Regions from separate parts of the Homo sapiens genome. Here regions 1 and 3 are each linked to region 2. A link is an interaction called in ENCODE POLR2A ChIA-PET data of the cell type or tissue named here. Cell type or tissue: GM12878. All regions are shown on one strand. Links, peaks and the distances in the headings refer to the core of each region. The heading gives the core; the rest is flanking DNA. Region 1 has its middle 9.0 kb from the start of APOLD1. Region 2 holds the start of GPR19 (G protein-coupled receptor 19). Region 3 overlaps ETV6 (ETS variant transcription factor 6).

Region 1 (5,807 bases), core at 373-5,372, 96 kb after region 2:
TCAGGAAAGAAAACTTTCCCGTAAATCTCTGAGGGACTTCACCTTGCAAGCCACCGATCTTGACCATGCAAGGCAGGCTGGGAAATGTAGTATTTTTAGCTGAGAACAACGCTGCCCCTAATATACCTAAGATTCTCTTGGTAAGAAAGAAAAGGAGGGTGATCATTAAGTAGGGGGTCCAGCAATTTAAACAAAAAGCCTATTGTGGTTGCGGCAGCCAGTTGGGGACGACTACTCTGGAGACGACCTCACTATCTCAGTGCCAGCTGCACCTTGGAAACATTCCTGGGTCTGGAGGCTGCACTGTTAATAACTGTACAACCAAAAAAGGCTGTGTTGGCAGGCCCCTGACTGTTTGCAGAGGCCAGCCGCAAGCTGGGATCCTATCTTTGCTGAAGCATATGGTATTCCTGTAGTAACAAGTGTCCTTTTAGTTAATTGCAATAAATCTCTTGTTGAGTTGACAGGAGGTTGGGATGTTACTTTTTGCTCCTGGCAAACTCATAAGAGGGAAAGTAAACCCTGCTGTGGTCTGGAATAGGACAAAGAGTGAGCCCTTAGATCTGAAAACAATCTCTTAGCAACCAGAGAGCTGTTAGGAGAGGGGAAATCGTGCTGATGAAGCGAGACCCATCGTCCAGGAATGCACATTAGGGGTCCTCAGCACCCCCAAACCTGACTAGCATTAGCACCGGGTTGTGGAGAGAAGGCCCTCTAATGTGGTCTTTGCCTGCACGCATAGAGATTATCTATATGAAGCTACATCTGCAGAAAATGATGTTTAATCCAATTTTGTATTTACACTAAAACCCCAGAGGTGGGAGGACAGGCAGGCCTGTGACCTGATTCCCCCTGAGCTTTAGCCATGGGTCACGGCCAAGGCATCTGCCTCCCTTACACACAGGAGCAGCCAGATCCTGGCCTCCTCCAGCATTTGTGTGAATACGGTTGCCAAATTCACCAAAATAATTATAACTGGGAGAAGCTACACAAAAAGGGTAGGGGTGATGTCTAAAGTCTTTCTTTTAGGCGAAACTTCTTTTTCTACGCTCCCCGGTTGATAAGCAGACATTTCTTTCTGCCCTCACTTTTTATTAAAACTGCACTCTCAAAATATCATTTAAAAACAATATTTTTTTCAGTGCTTAAATAAAATGACATTTCAATAATATTGAACATACATGTGGGATATTTAACAATAACAATAGCTAACATTTATTGAGAACTCACTAGATACTCTTCTAAGTACGATTTGACCTGTATCATTTCATTTACCTTACAAAAATCTTATGGTGTGCACACTATAATTACCCTATATTATTAGATAAAGTAAGGAATTTGAGAGGTTGCATTGCCAGCATGAGGTGCCCCAGAATTTGAATTCTGGCAGCCTGACTCCAGAGTTATGCTCTTAGCTATTCTTTTCCTTTTTTTTTTTTGGAGTCTTGCTCTGTCACCCAGGCTGGAGTCCAGTGGCATGATCTCAGCTCACTGCAACCTCCGCTTCCTGGGTTCAAGCGATTCTCCTGCTTCAGCCTCCTGAGTAGCTGGGATTACAGGCGCCCACCACCATGCCCAGCTAATTTTTGTGTGTGTGTGTATTTTTAGTAGAGATGGGGTTTCACCATGTTGGCCAGGCTAGTCTTGAACTCCTGACCTCAAGTGATCCACACACCTTGGCCTCCCAAAGTGCTGGGATTACAGGCATGAGCCGCTGTGCCCATCCAATGCTCTTGGCTTTTCTGATTTTTTTTTTTTAGACGGAGTTTTGCTCTTTTCGCCCAGGCTGGAGTACAGTGGCATGACCTCAGCTCACTGCAACCTGTGCCTCTCGGGTTCAGGCGATTCTCCCACCTCAGCATCCTGAGTAGCTGGGATTACAGGCGCCCACCACCATGCCTGGCTAATTTTTGTATTTTTGGTAGAGACAGGGTTTTGCCATGTTGGCCAGGGTGGTTTTGAACTCCTGGCCTCAGGTGATCTGCCCATCTCAGCCTCCCAAAGTTCTGGGATTACAGGTGTGAGCCACTGCGCCTAGCCAATCCTAGCACCTTGGGAGGCCGAGGCAGGTGGGTTGCTTGAGTCCAGGAGTTAGAGACCAGCCTGAGCAACATGGTGAGACCTCATCTGTACAAATAATTTTTAAATGAGCTGAGTGTGGTGTTGCACACCTATAGTCCCAGCTTCTCAGGAGGTTGAGGTGGGAGGATCACTTAAGCCCAGGAGGTCGAGGTTGCAGTGAACCGTGATTGGGCCACTGCACTCCAGCCAGCCTGGGGAACAGAGCAAGAACCTGTCTCAAAAAAAATAAAAACATCTCCTGGCAGTAACAGTCTCATCTAGGATGAGTAATCTTATGCCAGTAGGCTAGTCAATAAGAAAAAAATAAAATATAGCTTTGCAAGTCACTAGTATTTATAATAAACAGTGTGGGTGTGATTTGAAAGTTATAAAACTTTTGCTCTGATCATAAAAACCTATGTATGGGTTTTTATGGTGGCTGGGCACAGTGGCTCACACCTGTAATCCCAGCACTTTGGGAGGCTGAGGTGGGAGGATCAACTGAGGTCAGGAGTTCAAGACTAGCCTGGCCAACATGGTGAAACCCCGTCTCTACTAAAAATACAAAAATTAGCTGGGCATGGTGGCAGGCACCTGTAATCTCAGCTACTCGGGAGACTGAGGCAGGAGAATCGCTTGAACTCAGAAGACAGAGGTTGCAGTGAGCTGAGATCACGCCACTGCACTCCAGCCTAGGCGACAGAGCAAAACTCTGTCTCAAACAAAACAAAACAAAGCCTATTTACAGAATAATATTTTGTGATGCTCCCCCAAATCTCCCAAACATGGCAAAATTCTGGTGAACAAAACACCTGAAGAGGAAGGACATGATTTATAAGAACTTTTTGCTAACTGTAGATGCGCTGGAACTGAAGTTATCAGTAGAGATGACACAGACATGAATGAAGGAATTACTGGTCGAACAGGCCTATCTAGATCTGATTTTAAAACCTCAAAAAATGAAACTTCTTGGGGTCATTCCATTGAAACTACTACTGACCCTGCTTGTCAAATTTCTTCCTGTTGGGGTGTGTACTCAATTGCAGTCTAGTAGCTTATGGACTAAAAGTGTTGGAGGTATGTGGGTGAGTAGATAGGTATGAATAGGAATAAGATGTTGGGTATCATAAACTATTCAAAATCATAATGCTTTGTGGTTGATTTGAATTTAACATTGTCCCCTGAGGTTTTGCATAGCAAACACAGTTATTTAATTTTAATTCTTTCTAACTTCTCTGTAGCATTTGACTTTGCTGAATACCCAATTCTTTTTCTTTTCTTTTTTTTTTTTTTTTTGAGACGGAGTCTCGCTCTGTCACCAGACTGGAGTGCAGTGGTGCGATCTCGGCTCACTGCAACCCCCACTTCCCGGGTTCAAGTGATTCTCCTGCCTCAGCCTCCCAAGTAGCCGGGACTACAGGCTCGTGCCACCACGCCCGGCTAATTTTGTATTTTTGGTAGAGACGGGGTTTCACCGTGTTGTTCAGGATGGTCTCGATCTCTTGACCTTGTGATCCACCTGCCCCGGCCTCCCAAAGTGCTGGGATTACAGGCGTGAGCCACTGCGCCTAGCCAAATACCCAATTCTTAAAGCACCCTTTTTCTTGAATTCTGTGACACCAGCCTTTCTTATTTAGTTTCCTTGACAGCTTTTTTTTCTCCTCCAGTCTTAAGGTTCAAGTTTCCCTGAGCCTCAGACCCAGGCTGCCATTCCCCTGACCTTGTCACACAGCCCTTCACTGAGCATGTTCGTTTCCAGGGTCTCACCCGTCCTGGACTGGATGTTGGTATGGATGAAACCAGCTCCACGGCCGGGCGCGGTGGCTCACGCCTGTAATCCCAGCACTTTGGGAGGCCGAGGCGGGTGGATCACGAGGTCAGGAGATCGAGACCATCCTGGCTAACGGTGAAACCCTGTCTCTACTAAAAATACAAAAAATTAGCCGGGCGTGGTGGCGGGTGTCTGTAGTCCCAGCTACTCAGGAGTCTGAGGCAGGAGAATGGTGTGAACCTGGGAGACGGAGCTGGCAGTGAGCCGAGATCGCACCACTGCACTTTAGCCTGGGTGACAGAGCAAGACTCTGTCTCAAAAAAAAAAAAAAAAAAGAAACCAGCTCTAAAGGATTCTTTGGGGTCAAGTTGAATTTGGTGGGTATTATGTCAAATGAAAACAAATGAAATCATTGTCTGAATGAAAAAGGTTGCAGGAAGAGTGCACCAAAACAAAAGCCCTATCTGCGTTCCTACTATGCCATTCCTCTCATTGAAGTTCTATACCTGACTCCAGCCAGATGCAGTCTTGCTCTAATCTGAATGTCTAAGAGCAATCTGTGTGTCTCTTATGCAGACGTATCACTTGATACATTTTATTAAATATATATGTGCCTACCCCAAGGCTCTTAAGGACAGAAACCACATCACAGATATTGTTAAATCTCCCAGTGTCTCTTCAGCTCCCGCCACAGGAGATGCCCAGTAGCATTTATTGACTGAACAAGCACAGTTTATCCTCATGGATATGCTGGCATTCCTTCTCAGAACATCTGAAGCTAAATTTATCTGTAAAACTGGCCCAGTTTCACAACTCTTCTACTTCTACCAAAGGCAACATCAGTCTACCAGTGGCCTACCCGGAAATATCATCATCTCCAAATCTTCCCCTTTCTTACTTCTCTGATATACTTTTCTTTTCTTTTCTTTTCTTTTTTTTTTTTTTGAGACAGGGTCTCCCTCTCTCACGTGGGCTGGAGTTCAGTGGTGCGACCATGGCTCACTATAGTCTCAACCTCCCACTGTGATCCTCCCACCTCAGCCTCCAGAGTAACTGGGACCATAAGTGCTCACCACCATGCCCGGCTAATTTTTGTATTTTTAGTAGAGACGGGGTTTTGCCATGTTGCCCAGGCTGGTCTCGATCTCCTGAACTCAAGCAATTCGACTGCCTTGGCCTCCCAAAGTGCTGGGATTATAGGCATGAACTAACACTCCTGGCCACTCTAATATATTTTTGCCAAAGTATTTCCTTCCCATTAAATGTCTCTGCCATCCATTTTGATCCAACCCACTGCTATCACAACCATCTAGGCTTTACCTCCTAATACCTGCAATGACCTTCAAGCTGTTTCTTCCTGATTCCAACTTCTTTCTGCTCAGATTCACACCATACTTCAATCCTTGATTCATTTACATAACTCCCAGATTTCTTTATATTCCAATCAAATGGAACATGACCTTATCTAAACCTTGACTCTGAATTTGAGTACACAGCCCAGAGAACTGCTGAGTTCCTGTGGTTTTGGCTGTGACGGATAATACCATGAAGGGCTAACAGGAACTCAATTCTGTGGTTATTTATTCATTCATTTATTTTTATTTATATTTATTATATTTATATTACTTATTTTTATAGTATTATTATATTTATTTATTTATTATTTTTATTATTTATTTTTGAGATGGAGTCTCGTTCTCCCAGGCTGGAGTTCAGTGGCATGATCTCAGCTCACTGTAACCTTTGCCTCCCGAGTTCAAGCAATTTTCCTACCTCAGCCTCCTGAGTAACTGGGATTATAGGCACTTGCCACGATGCCCAGCTAATTTTTGTAATTTTAGTAGAGACAGAGTTTCACCATGTTGGCCAGGCTGGTCTTGAGCACCTGACCTCAGGTGATCCACCTGCCTTGGCCTCCCAAAGTGCTGGGATTACAGTCGTGAGCTACTGCACCTGGTCTAATTCTGTGGTTTTT
Region 2 (5,807 bases), core at 321-5,320:
CCCGCTCCCACTCCTTTACTACTTCAGTCGCTGAAACCTCCCCTCACAGAGTTCACGGCCAATATAAAAACGGAAAGAAGGGATGACCATACGAGCTTGTGGACTTTTGCCTGCAAAATCTCATAGAATGTGGTGTTGTGTACGTGAATCCATCAGATCAACGCGACGGACACTCCCCAAGGGCCAAATCGGACCGCCTCTCACTAGGCGGAAAGTTTTGAAACTTTTGCGCGCTAAAAATGATGAGCCAGACGCATGCGCAAACGTGCACTCCCGGGGTGGCGCTTCTCCTCAGGCAGATCTCGCGTGGTTTGGTGATGGCCGGCTAGTATGAAGGTTTTCCGTGGCGTTGAGATCCCACCCGCCCTTTTTTTTTTTTTTTTTTTTTTTTTTTTTTTTTTTTGCTGCCCCAGTGGATTAGGATTAGTGCTGCAGTCAAATGAAAAAGATCAAGACAAAAAATTAGGCTAATATAACTAGCCGACAGGCTAGCGGCATTTCTCTGGGGCCGAGGAATTCCACGAAGAAGATCTCTGCGAGGCCCAGAAGGCCGCACAACTACTTCTTCAGAAACAAAATTTTTTAAAAAAGTAAAAATAGAGGAAGTCAGCCAGTTTATCACCTTGGAACCAGCGTTTTGTTTGGCTTTTCCGCTTTTCACTCTACGAAAAAGCCCATTGGCGGCTACCCAGGTTACCGTCCTGTTGCCATTGCGCCTGCGCGGCGGTTTGTTTACCAGTCCAGGCGAAGCGCTGTGTCGCGGTTCTCGCCGCCCCGAGCGCCTTGGTTTGCTCCCTTGACGTGTAATTCGTAATGAAAGTCATGTTTTCATTTGGGAACACGGATCGGAGGTTTAAAACTGGACAGTTTAAGTGTCAACTTCAGACCAAAGAAAATAATGGTAGGGAAAACACTGGACACTCAGAAATCGGTGCCGCGTCAGAGCTGTCACGGAAGATGTTTCTAATGAACCTGAGGAAAACAATAGCACCACCCTAACCAGAACTAAAAAGTGGCAAGCAGCCACAGTTAATGAAACTCATAGGTGGCATTTAGTTACTTATTTAGAATGTAGGCCTAGTTATGGTAAAAATGCAAATAAGACCAAACCTAAGGTCCTCTTGCTCGAGCAAACCTCAAGCAAAACCTACATGATTTAAGACTGACTCTTGAAGCGAAGTAAAAAAAAAAAAAAAAAAAAAAAAGCAGCCATGCAAAATTTGAAACTTGGAGACGACTCTAGAAGCATTAACCCAAGAAAGCACAAGCCAACAAACAAATTTTTGAAATGGTTTGAAGAGCTCTTCAAAGTCAGTTTCAGGTGGCTTAGAAGAGGATGTTGCTTATAAAATGAGATCTGATGGAAACTTGTTTTACAGATATGACTGGATTCGTTTGAAAACAAAAAAAAAGGCAGGCAAAGTGACTTTTTAAAAAGTATTTTTATGGAAGGATTTCTAATGATACATTTTAATGTGCTCAAAAAACAACCTTAAATAACTGGTAGATTCAGCCAAACCTGGATCATTGTTATCTTAGAGCTGGATAAGAGCATAAATGTTAACAATTTGGCAATTTTATTGGACTCTGTTATGTTTTTGAATGGTGAATTTGAAGACTTCAACTTGTAACAAGAAATTTTCTAAAAGGAAAGTGGGATTTTCAAGACATATGAAATTAAGCAGAGAATATGTATGGACATGTGAACAGATGGAACCAAATTTTGAAAGCTTTGCATGTGTCCAGCATCGGTCACAGAAAATCCTTTTATCTCAAGAAACTAGCCTCTGGATTTTCTCACGTTCAATATGATAAAACTCAGTAAATCCAGCAGCTTGAATACCTTTTAACACAAATTTGTACCAAAATGAGAAGTAACTTTAAAATTCCGCTCCATTATCTAGAGGTACTCTGACTTGGTTAAGGTAAGGTGAAAATCGGTTTTCCAAGCCAGTATTGAACTGGCATTTTCATCATGAAGAAAAAAAAAATGCAGATAAAGTGAATGGGTATCTTGTTCACTTTAATGATTAAGACTAACTCAGAAAGCTGGCTTACTTTGTCAAGGCAAACAACCAGTATTAAACAAACTGAATACTCTCATTGCACATAATGAGAAGGCTTGAATGAAAATTAAGTATGGGAGTGGAAGAGCTGATAAAGAACAGTGACTTCTTTGAGACTCCTAGTTCATTTACATGTGATGAAAATTATAGTGTAAGAATAGTAAGTTGTCAAATAAAACATTTTTCTTCACTGAAAAAAAATCTTTGGTGAGTAACAGAAACTGACTGATGGATTGGTAATTTAGTCTGCCCCGTGACTCAGAAAATATACTTACCAAAATTTCCACTGTCAGTAGCTGAAAAAGTTAATCATGCCATTTCTTTAGCCAGTATTCTGGGCATACTCCCCTGTGATTACTCTGATACTGTAAAGTAATGAAAAACCTGATGCCATCTGTATCCACATATTTATGTGAATCTGAGTTCTCGAATTATTGTGACCCCAGGACAAATGAAAGAAATTGCCAAATAATGAATCTGATATGCATCCCCAATTACTCAAACTTGGTTAAAGCAACACAATTTAACCTTATTAACTGAATGATAGGACATTTTTTTCATGATCGATAACTTAAAGCATTTTTTTTTTCTCAAGACGGTCTTGCTCTGTCACCCAGTCTAGAGTGCCATGGCTTGATCTCGGCTCACTGTGACCTCCACCTCCCGGGTTCAAGCGATTCTCTTGCCTCAGCCTCCCGAGTAGCTGGGATTACAGGTGCGTGCCACCACGCCCGGCTAATTTTTTGTATTTTTAGTACAGACGGGGTTTCACCATGTTGGCCAGGCTAGTCTCAAATTCCTGACCTCGTGATCCGCCAGCTTTGGCCTCCCAAAGTGCTGGGATTACAGGCATGAGCCACTGTGCCCAGCCCATTTTATATAGCATTCTACAGTCACTCCTAACTAATACATAGGGAACAGTTTGGGAGATAGGGAATAGGGAAGATGAAAAATTTGGTTTATCACAGTCAGTATGAGCATTGAAATTAGCTTAATCTCCAGGGAAAAGAAAGAATGAATTTGGCCAGGCACAGTGGCTCACGCCTGTAATCTCAGCACTTTGGGAGGTTGCAGTGGGTGGATCATGAGGTCAGGAGTTTGAGACCAGCCTGGCCAACATGGTGAAACCCTGTCTCTACTAAAAATACAAAAAATTAGCCGGGCGTGGTGGTGCACACCTGTAATCCCAGCTACTCGGGAGGCTGAGGCAGGAGAATCACTTGAACCTGGGAGGTGGAGGTTGCAGTGAGCCGAGATCGTGCCACAGCACTCCAGCCTGGGCAACAGAGCAAGACTCTGTCTCAAGAAAAAAAAATTGAAAACATACATATTAGGGCCAAATTGCAGGGTTTGTGTATGAATCCCTAATAAGCCAAATAAATTTTGCTTACTTTTAGCTCTGCACTCAGGTCTTAAGTATTGGGGGTAATTCAGTACTCTTGTCATACCTAAAGAAAGGATGTTTCTGCTGGCACAGGCCCATGCCTATAGTCCCAGCTACCCAGGAGGCTGAGGCAGGAATATCCCTTGAGCCCAAGAGTTCAAGTCCAGCCTGGACAATATAGCAAGATCCCATCACTAAAACAGTGTTTCAATCAGAGGGAAGAGAATCTTCAGCACGAGAGGGGAAAAGGGAGAAAGAAGGGCAAATTTGGTTTGTGACTGGTCAAATAATGCCCACTGAGGACAGGAAGCAGATGCACTCTACTTCCTGCTAGGGAACTCTGCCCTTGCCTCCATCTACTGGCATGTTTGCATGGCTGACTTCATTCCATTTACATCTCTGATAAGGAGAGATACCTTTATGGTCTGTTATCTTCAATGTATTAAAGAGTCTATTATCATAGTCACAAGATAGCTGCCGCAGTTCCAAACATCATGTTCTCATATGAAATGTTTCAAATAGAAAAGAGAGTATGAGCCAAAAAAAGCTTTCTTTCTTTTTTTTTTTTTTTGTAAAGATGGGGTCTCCTCATGTTGCTCCTGCTGGTCTTGAACACCTGGCCTCAAGCGATCCTCCCACATCGGCTTTCCAAAGTGCTGAGATTACAGGTATGAGCCACTGCACCTGGCCAAAAGCTTTCTCCTTGAGGCCTCTCTCTTCTTTTTTCTCTCTCTTTCTTTCTCTCTCTCTCTGTCCCTTTATTTTTTATTTTTTATTTTTTTTGAGACAGAGTCTCACTCTGTTGCCCAGGTTGGAGTGCAATGGCATGATTATGGCTCAATGCAGCCTTGACTTCTTGGGCCCAAGTGATTCTTCCACCTCAGCCTCCCAAGAAGCTGGAATCACAGGCATGCACCACCACACCTGGCTATTTGTTGTTGTTGTTGTTTTGTTAGACTCTCTCATAAGGGCAAAAAATGTTTCCCATATGATGTTGCAGACTTCCCTTTATTTCTTACTGCCCAGAACTATGTCATATGACTACCTTTAGCTTCAAGGGAGGCTTAGGGAAGTATGTACAGAGAAAACAAGCATGTTTTTTTAATGGTGCACTAAAAATAACAGGACTTGTGGGAAATATAGGGTTAGAAGCAGGTCACTCAAAACCTTTGCAACTTTGTTAGTTGAGGGCTATAAAAATTACTATGCTAATAAAAAATACACAATTAAATTCCCTCTGACACTTGTACTCAATATCACAGTCATCCTTTAGGGCCATGCTGTCCAATACAGTAGTAACTAGCCATCTGTGTTTATTGAACACTTAGATGTGATAGTCCAAATTGAGAAGGGCTGTTAAGTATAAAATATACACATAAGATTTTAAGAATTTAGTATAAAAAATAATGTAAAAATCTCAATAAATTTTATATTGATTACATGTTGAAATGTCACTTCAACATTTCTTTTTACTTTTACTTTTTAAAAATGTGGCTCCCAGAAAACCTAAATTGTCGAATGTTTCTGTTGGACAGTGCTGCTTTAGTTTCTTGAATCCTGGGGCACATGATTCTTCCTTGGATGTATATGCCCTTGAGGGTATTAATTCCAATTAAGAGCAGTTTCATCAAAATTAAAAATCCGATCGAGGATTTTGTCTTTTTTATCAATCAGTTTTCCCCCAATGGGGTAAAATGGTTTTGCACCTTCATTTACACTTTGCAGTTTACCACAGAACTTAATGTTGTAAAAAACTCTTGAAGCCACCAAACAAGCCTCTGTTTGCACCAAAGGAAGGCATTCTTGCAGAATTTTCTGCTTTTTTTCTTAACATCTTTATATGTTGCTAAGGTTTTCTCTTTAATTGTGAGAAGCTTGTCCCTGCTTGCCCCAAAATGTTAGTGTGCTGGGAAAAATAATGAATGAAGCAATGTAATTTCTGAATTATATTAACATTATCTCCCCATTTGTTGCTTGCCCATTAGCTAATAATGACTATATCTGGCATATAAAGCTTTTATTGTGGGAGATAGGACTGCCAGTAGACAAAAGGGAGAGAAAATCCTAATCCTATAATTTCAAAGAGTTGGTACCCAATTATGGGATATTTTGGACAGTGTCCTTTCTATTCACCAAGTTAACATTTAGTTAATCGCCCCATTTGATTTACTCAATTACCCCTTTCTCCCAGCTAAAATCCATTGAGTTCTAAAGAACCATTTCAAAGGCCAGGCCAGGTGGCTCATGCCTGTAATTCCAGCACTGTGGGAGGCCAAGGCAGGAGGTTTGCTTGACTCCAGGAGTTTGAGAGCAGCCTGAGCAACATGGCGAAATCCTGGCTCTACAAAATATGAAAA
Region 3 (5,807 bases), core at 568-5,567, 980 kb before region 2:
CCACCGTGGCCTCAGGCTCCCACCATGCAGGAAATGCCTGGTCTCCCACGAATCAGAAGCTATAAACAGGACTGGTGGCAGTTCATACAGATTTGGCAAAGGACGAGAAGCTGTGGGTTATTGGTATCAGTGATTATAGAAGGGGAAAGAGTTGATATCTGAAGATAGGAAAAGGGGCTTCTGAGGATGGTGTTAGCATGTTCAGGCACAGCATTAATCTTTAAGAGTCACGAAGAGCCATCAGCACAGTCATCTCCCTAATAAGCCTTGAGAGTGTTGTCAAAGACACTTCTGGATATAAGTAAGAAACCATTGAGACTGAGTTGTATGGTTAAACAGCACAGTTTTTAGGGAGAGGCAAAGGCAACTCTGTGTTCAGCTCTTAGTTCTGACACTTATGAACTCAGATTTAAATTCCCTGAGCCTCAGTTTCCCTGTCTGTAAAATCAGGATAAAAATTTCTTGCTCAAGGCCAACAAAAACAAGCAATGGGGTAAAGGACTCCTTATTCATAAATGGTGCTGGGATAGCTGGCTAGCCATATGCAGAAGAATGAAACTGAACCCTTACCTTTCACCATATACAAAAATTAACTCAAGATGGATTAAATCGAAATCTAAGACCTCAAACTGTAAAAATCCTAGAAGAAAACACAGGAAAAACCCCTCTTGACACTAGCCTTGGCAAAGGATTTTTGGCTAAGTCCCCAAAAGCAATTGCAACAAAAACAAAAAATTGACAAGTGGGAACTAATTAAACTAAAGAGCTTCTGCACGGCAAAAGAATCAACAGAGTAAACAGCAACCTACCGAATGGGAGAAAATATTTGCAAACTGTGCATCCAACAAAGGTCTAATATCCAGAATCTATAAGGAACTTAAATCAAGAGGCAAAAAAACAATAACTCCATTAAAAAATGGGCAAAGGGCATGAACAGACACCTCTTAAAAGAAGACATACAAGCAGCCAACAAACAAGAAAAAATGCTTATTATCACTAATCATCAGAGAAATGCAAATCAAAGCCACGACGAGATACTGTCTCACACCAGTCAGAATGCTATTATCAAAAGTCAAAAAATAACAGATGCTGGTGAGGCTATGGAGAAAAGGGAATGCTTATACACCGGTGGGGGAAATGTAACTTAGTTCAGTCATTGTAGAAAGCAGTTTGGAGATTTCTCAACTTAAAACAGAGCTACCATTCAGCCCATAAATCTCATTACTGGGTGTATATCCAAAGGAAACTAGATCATTATACCAAAAAGACATATACACTTGTATGTTTACTGCCACGCTATTCACAGTATCAAAGACATGGAATCAACCTAGGTGCACATCAACAGTGGATTTGATTTTGTTTTAATGTGGTACATATACACCATGGAATACTTTGCAGCCATAAAAAGGAATGAAATCATGTCCTTTATAGCAACATGGGTAACCATGTTGGAAGAGCTGGAAACCATAATTCTAAGTGAATGAATGCAGGAACAGAAAACCAAATGCTGCATGTTCTCACTTATAAGTAGGAGCTATACATCGAGCACTCATGAACATAAACATGGGAACAATAAACACTGTGGACTACTAGAGGGAGGAGCGGGAGGGGGTTAATGAGTCAGAAACTACCTCTTGGGTACTGTGCTCACTACCTGGATGCAAGATACCCATGTAACAAACCTGCACACGTAAACCCTATGTCTAAAGTAAAAGTTGGAAAAGAAAAAATATTTCCTAAATTGTTCTAGAATTAAGCAAGGTAATATTTATAAGACATCCAGCAGAGGGTCTGGCACCCTGGCATATAATAGATGCCTAATGAACATTAGTTTCCTTATTTTTCTTACGAGAGTAAAATATTAAGATGTACATATTCTGTTAGGTCATAGAAAGTTTGAATGGTGGGAAAAGTCAGCTGTTAAAATGCTGTGGGATCTCTTTTTGAGCCTTTTCACCTGTGATCAAAGTTGTCCATCACCCTGGCATTTTTGAGAGCTGTAATTTAAGGAAGAAGGTATCATAGGTTACCTCTGTGGAAATTCTAGAATTTGAATATTATGCCCCTGCTCACTTGTAGACTGGGCTGTCACTATAAAGTTAGGCTGACTTGACTGTATCTGATAATTAGGGGCTGGGAGAGCATGGAAAATTGAAGCCATAGATAATCCCAGTGTCTTGTTTTAGCCAATAATAATTCTTCTCCCACCAAGTCTTTATCAGAACTGCTAACAAGGAGAAAAGTCGACTGGTTTGAGTTTCCTCACCTTTTATTCTCCCCTGGGTATCTTCAGTAGAGGTGCTAATGAACAGTGAAATGGCCAAAAGGTGAGCAGCTCCAGGGAGGAGAAGAAGGAGGCTCAGATAATCCACAAACTGTAATCGCTTTGAATAATTGAGTTAACTCCAGTAAAATGTAGAGATACATTCACCTGCTAGGCATTGTTGGAAGCTAAATTAACACACTGGAAGCAAAGCTTTCTTTTAAGTTTCATTTTTAATCTAATGGTGGACATTTTGGGGCACTGCAGCCTATTAAATCTGCTAACTGATGTTCAGACGTTATGAAGGAGTTAAACTATTCTAAGAATATTCAAGGCCTGTTGTTCTCTCCTAGGCTTTCTACGTCAAAGAGTAAAGTCAGAAAAGCCAAACTGATTTCTCCTAAAATGAAGAGAATTGAAGTTACTCTCCCAAACCCCAGTTGTAGGCCAGGCCCTAAACTGAGAGAAATGGACAACCCAAATATTTTGACCTTTGCCCATTGCCAGGTGAGGCCAGATCCGGGGAGGAAGTGATGTTTTCTTATCTGCCTTAACTTAGCCACTACGTGGAGAAGCACTGTAATGTAATTAATGCAGAGGTGCTCAAATTCTGGTGTTCCTCAGAATCACCTCAGGGGCTTTTAGAAACAGTTGCTGGGCCGTTCTCTCAGAGTTTCTGATTTGGTAGGACTGGGGTGGGACAAAGAATTTGCAAATCTGAGAAGTTCCCGGTTCCAGGGACCGCACTTTAATAACCACAGGTGAAACCAATGAGAAGCTGAGCTCCGAAGTCAGACTACCTGGGCTTGAATCTCAGATCTCTCACTTGGTAGTTGTGTGACTGGGTAGTTGATAGTTTACAGAATCTCTTTGTACCCTCGTTTTCTCATTTGTAAAATGGGAATCCTAATATCTCATAGGATTGTGAGTATTAAATGAATTAATATGTGATAAGCCCTTAGAACATTCCCTGCTCTATGGCAAGTGTGCATTGTAGGTTAGTATGACACGGTTATAGGCTCTCTGTAACAATGAATATAGTGACTGATATTTTTTGAGCACTTACTATAGGCCAGAGATTGACTCAGTACTTTGCAAGGATTATCACATTTAATACCCACAACGCACTCTCCCTCCTTTCCCATGTCCTGCTTGCCTTCTTTCTTCCACTTTCAGTTATTCCTTTTTCCCTTCCATTCTTTCTTGCTCTTCAAAAGCCATATTGTGACAAAATTAATCCATTCTAAATGAAAAAGAAAATGTACCTTAGTTATAAAGTATGACCTTTGTGAGTTTTTTCAGGACTGTTCACCTGTTCTTTGCCTTTTATTCCAGCGTGGTACCCGGCACATAGTAGGAGTTTGGTGAACATTAATTACTTGAATCTCGTTATCCTTAAAAATCAAACAGGGTTTATCTATCAGGGTTCCCTTCTCTTCCTTTGTCCTATCCTGGCCTCTCCTTGACCAACACATTGGTAAATTTGGCCTCTGCTCTTTCTTTTCCCCAACTGCAGGGGCCCACATGTCAAGACAAGGTGGCATCACCAACCATTGAGAAAGCTTTTATTTCACTAGCTTCTACCTGGACCACCCATCAAAAATCTTTAAAACGAGTATTCCTTGGGACAAGGCCAGGTGTCATTGAGAGTCCCCAGGAAGAGCATAGGAGTCCTGGTCTGGGAGGGCCGGACCTACACTCTCGGGGGTGCCCAGAGGAAGAACAGGGCCTTTAAAGTCACCCTATGTTCTCTGACCCGTGCAGTGGTGGCATACTCCCTCCCCCACCCCTGACCTGAGGGTGCTGTGTGTCAGCTCTCCTAACTCTTGGTCTCATTAGGGAAGCTGGTTGTCAAGTACTGCCCAGTTACAGTTGGTTTAAACTCTCAACTAAGGGATCGTAAGCAGGTCAGCTGCCTGAGTCTCCAGTTACTCTTGCAGCTCAGGTTTCCCCTTGACAGGTCCTGATAGGGGCTACTTTTGCACCATTGATGTGGCCAGGGCTTACAGCAAGGTTTAAGGTTTCCATGCGCAGCCTTCTTGGCAGGCAGCTCCCAGAGAAAGGAGTATGGTTTGGGAGAAAGCTGCAAGGCCTGTTCGTGGATCCTTAGTATTTTGAGCCGATCACGTGGAGTGGGCCTGTGCCCATCAGTACCAGGAGACTTTATACTTAGGGGAGAATCTGTATGCGGTGTGATTTTCAAGGGTCTATTTCCTCATTGTTTCTCTTTGCTTGCCCTATGGCTGAGTATTAAATGAACATTGAAAGTCTACTATATGCCGGTTACTCTGCTAGATACTAGCAGAGATGGAGGGTAGGATACAAAGACAAGTAAGGCCTAGTCTTCAGGAAGCCTTTATTTGTGCTCTGTGTATCAGAAGAGGGTTGAGTTGGTGACAAGAATAAAGAGTTGAGGGGAGTGAGGGGCTGAAAAATAATAAGCCTTAGAGAACTAGGAATAAAGTGTTAACTTGGGAAAATTGTTGAAACAGTTCCTTAAGATATTTGTAGTAGATATGTCTCTAGATAAGAGGCTTGTCTGGCTGTGAGGTCCTTGCACGAGACCCTTGCAGGTTTCCCAAATCTATTTGGACTGGGTGTCCTGTATTAACATGAAATCGTAGGCAGACACTGAATAAATCGCAACAGAGTTTCGGTTGTGGCTGCTCCAGTGTCTTGGAGTGGTTGCTCCAGACACATAGGTCTTATCCTCCTGCCCTGAGGTTCTCCAAATTTGCATTTGGGAAGTGTATAGTTTTATGACTGTTTCTTTTATCGTGAACTTACGGCCACCCCACTTCCCTGCCCACTTCCCCATCAGCTTCACCTTGGGTCGCGGCACATCTGTTCTCCAGAACATGTTCCCTGCCAGGAATCTGCAGGGAGCTCTTAAGACTTATCTTTCTTTTTAGCTGTTTTTTTTTTTTTTCCACTCAACTTCTAGGCTAGTGCTGAGTACTTATATGTCATGCTGTGAATATGTGTGTGAATGGATTGGTCAGAATTCCAAATTTTAGTTGTAAGAAAATTCTTTTGTGCAGCGTGCATGGCTCAAAATGAGAGAAAAGACACTGACGAGGACTTGGCAGCCCCGAGCTTTTCCTTGGGATGTTATTTGCTTTAATAAATTTTGACCTATTTTGTAACAGACCAGGTTGGAGTTCCCTTTTTAACCTGCTGTTTCAACAAAGTTAAGTGCATTGAAGGTCTATCTCAAAGGCAATATATATTTTAAAAATTTCAGAATCCTATTCTGAGGCTGAATTATGGCTTTTTCTTTTCCCATAGGATTTACATGTACACTCATCTGTATTACTTCAGATGTTGCTGCTGTAGTTTGGATGTTTCTCTCCCCAAACCTCATGTTGAGACCTGATCTCCAGTGTTGGAGGTGGGGCCTAATGCAAGGTGTGTGGGTCATGGAAGTGGATCCCTCTTGAGTAGATTGCTGCCCTCCCTGTGGTGGGGTGAGTGAGTTCTCGCTCTGTTAGTTCTCACAGAAGCAGATTGCTAAAAAGAGCCTGGTACCTCCCCCTGCCTCTCT

The links. Peaks named below come from ENCODE experiments on the same cell type or tissue, not always from the same donor. Only the 100,000 strongest peaks of a DNase experiment are listed, where the experiment ranks them.
Region 1: POLR2A ChIA-PET joins it to region 2 with 7 read pairs; 10 of 35 experiments call an interaction of 5 or more read pairs at or near these places.
Region 3: POLR2A ChIA-PET joins it to region 2 with 6 read pairs; 2 of 35 experiments call an interaction of 5 or more read pairs at or near these places.

The regions. Positions count from the first base shown.
Region 1 is chr12:12,791,789-12,797,595 of GRCh38, forward strand. No RefSeq gene overlaps it. Among named protein-coding and RNA genes, the nearest start is that of APOLD1, 9.0 kb to the left of the region's middle. In GM12878, for the core only: no CTCF peak of the experiment used is centred there; no DNase peak of the experiment used is centred there.
Region 2 is chr12:12,695,973-12,701,779 of GRCh38, forward strand. It overlaps GPR19 (G protein-coupled receptor 19), which reads right to left and starts at 211. Exons shown (of 4, transcript NM_006143.3): 1 at 93-211. RefSeq lists enhancers at 1-118, 299-378. In GM12878, for the core only: no CTCF peak of the experiment used is centred there; a DNase peak (open chromatin) is centred at 939; H3K4me3 peaks cover 2,181 bases; H3K27ac peaks cover 2,285 bases.
Region 3 is chr12:11,719,984-11,725,790 of GRCh38, forward strand. All of the region lies in intron 1 of ETV6 (ETS variant transcription factor 6), which reads left to right. LOC124902879 (a long non-coding RNA gene) reads left to right here. Exons shown (of 2, transcript XR_007063212.1): 2 at 1-2,450. Among named protein-coding and RNA genes, the nearest start is that of ETV6, 73 kb to the left of the region's middle. RefSeq lists enhancers at 77-136, 227-376, 4,272-4,491, 5,563-5,762. In GM12878, for the core only: no CTCF peak of the experiment used is centred there; no DNase peak of the experiment used is centred there; H3K4me3 peaks cover 1,428 bases; H3K27ac peaks cover 4,107 bases.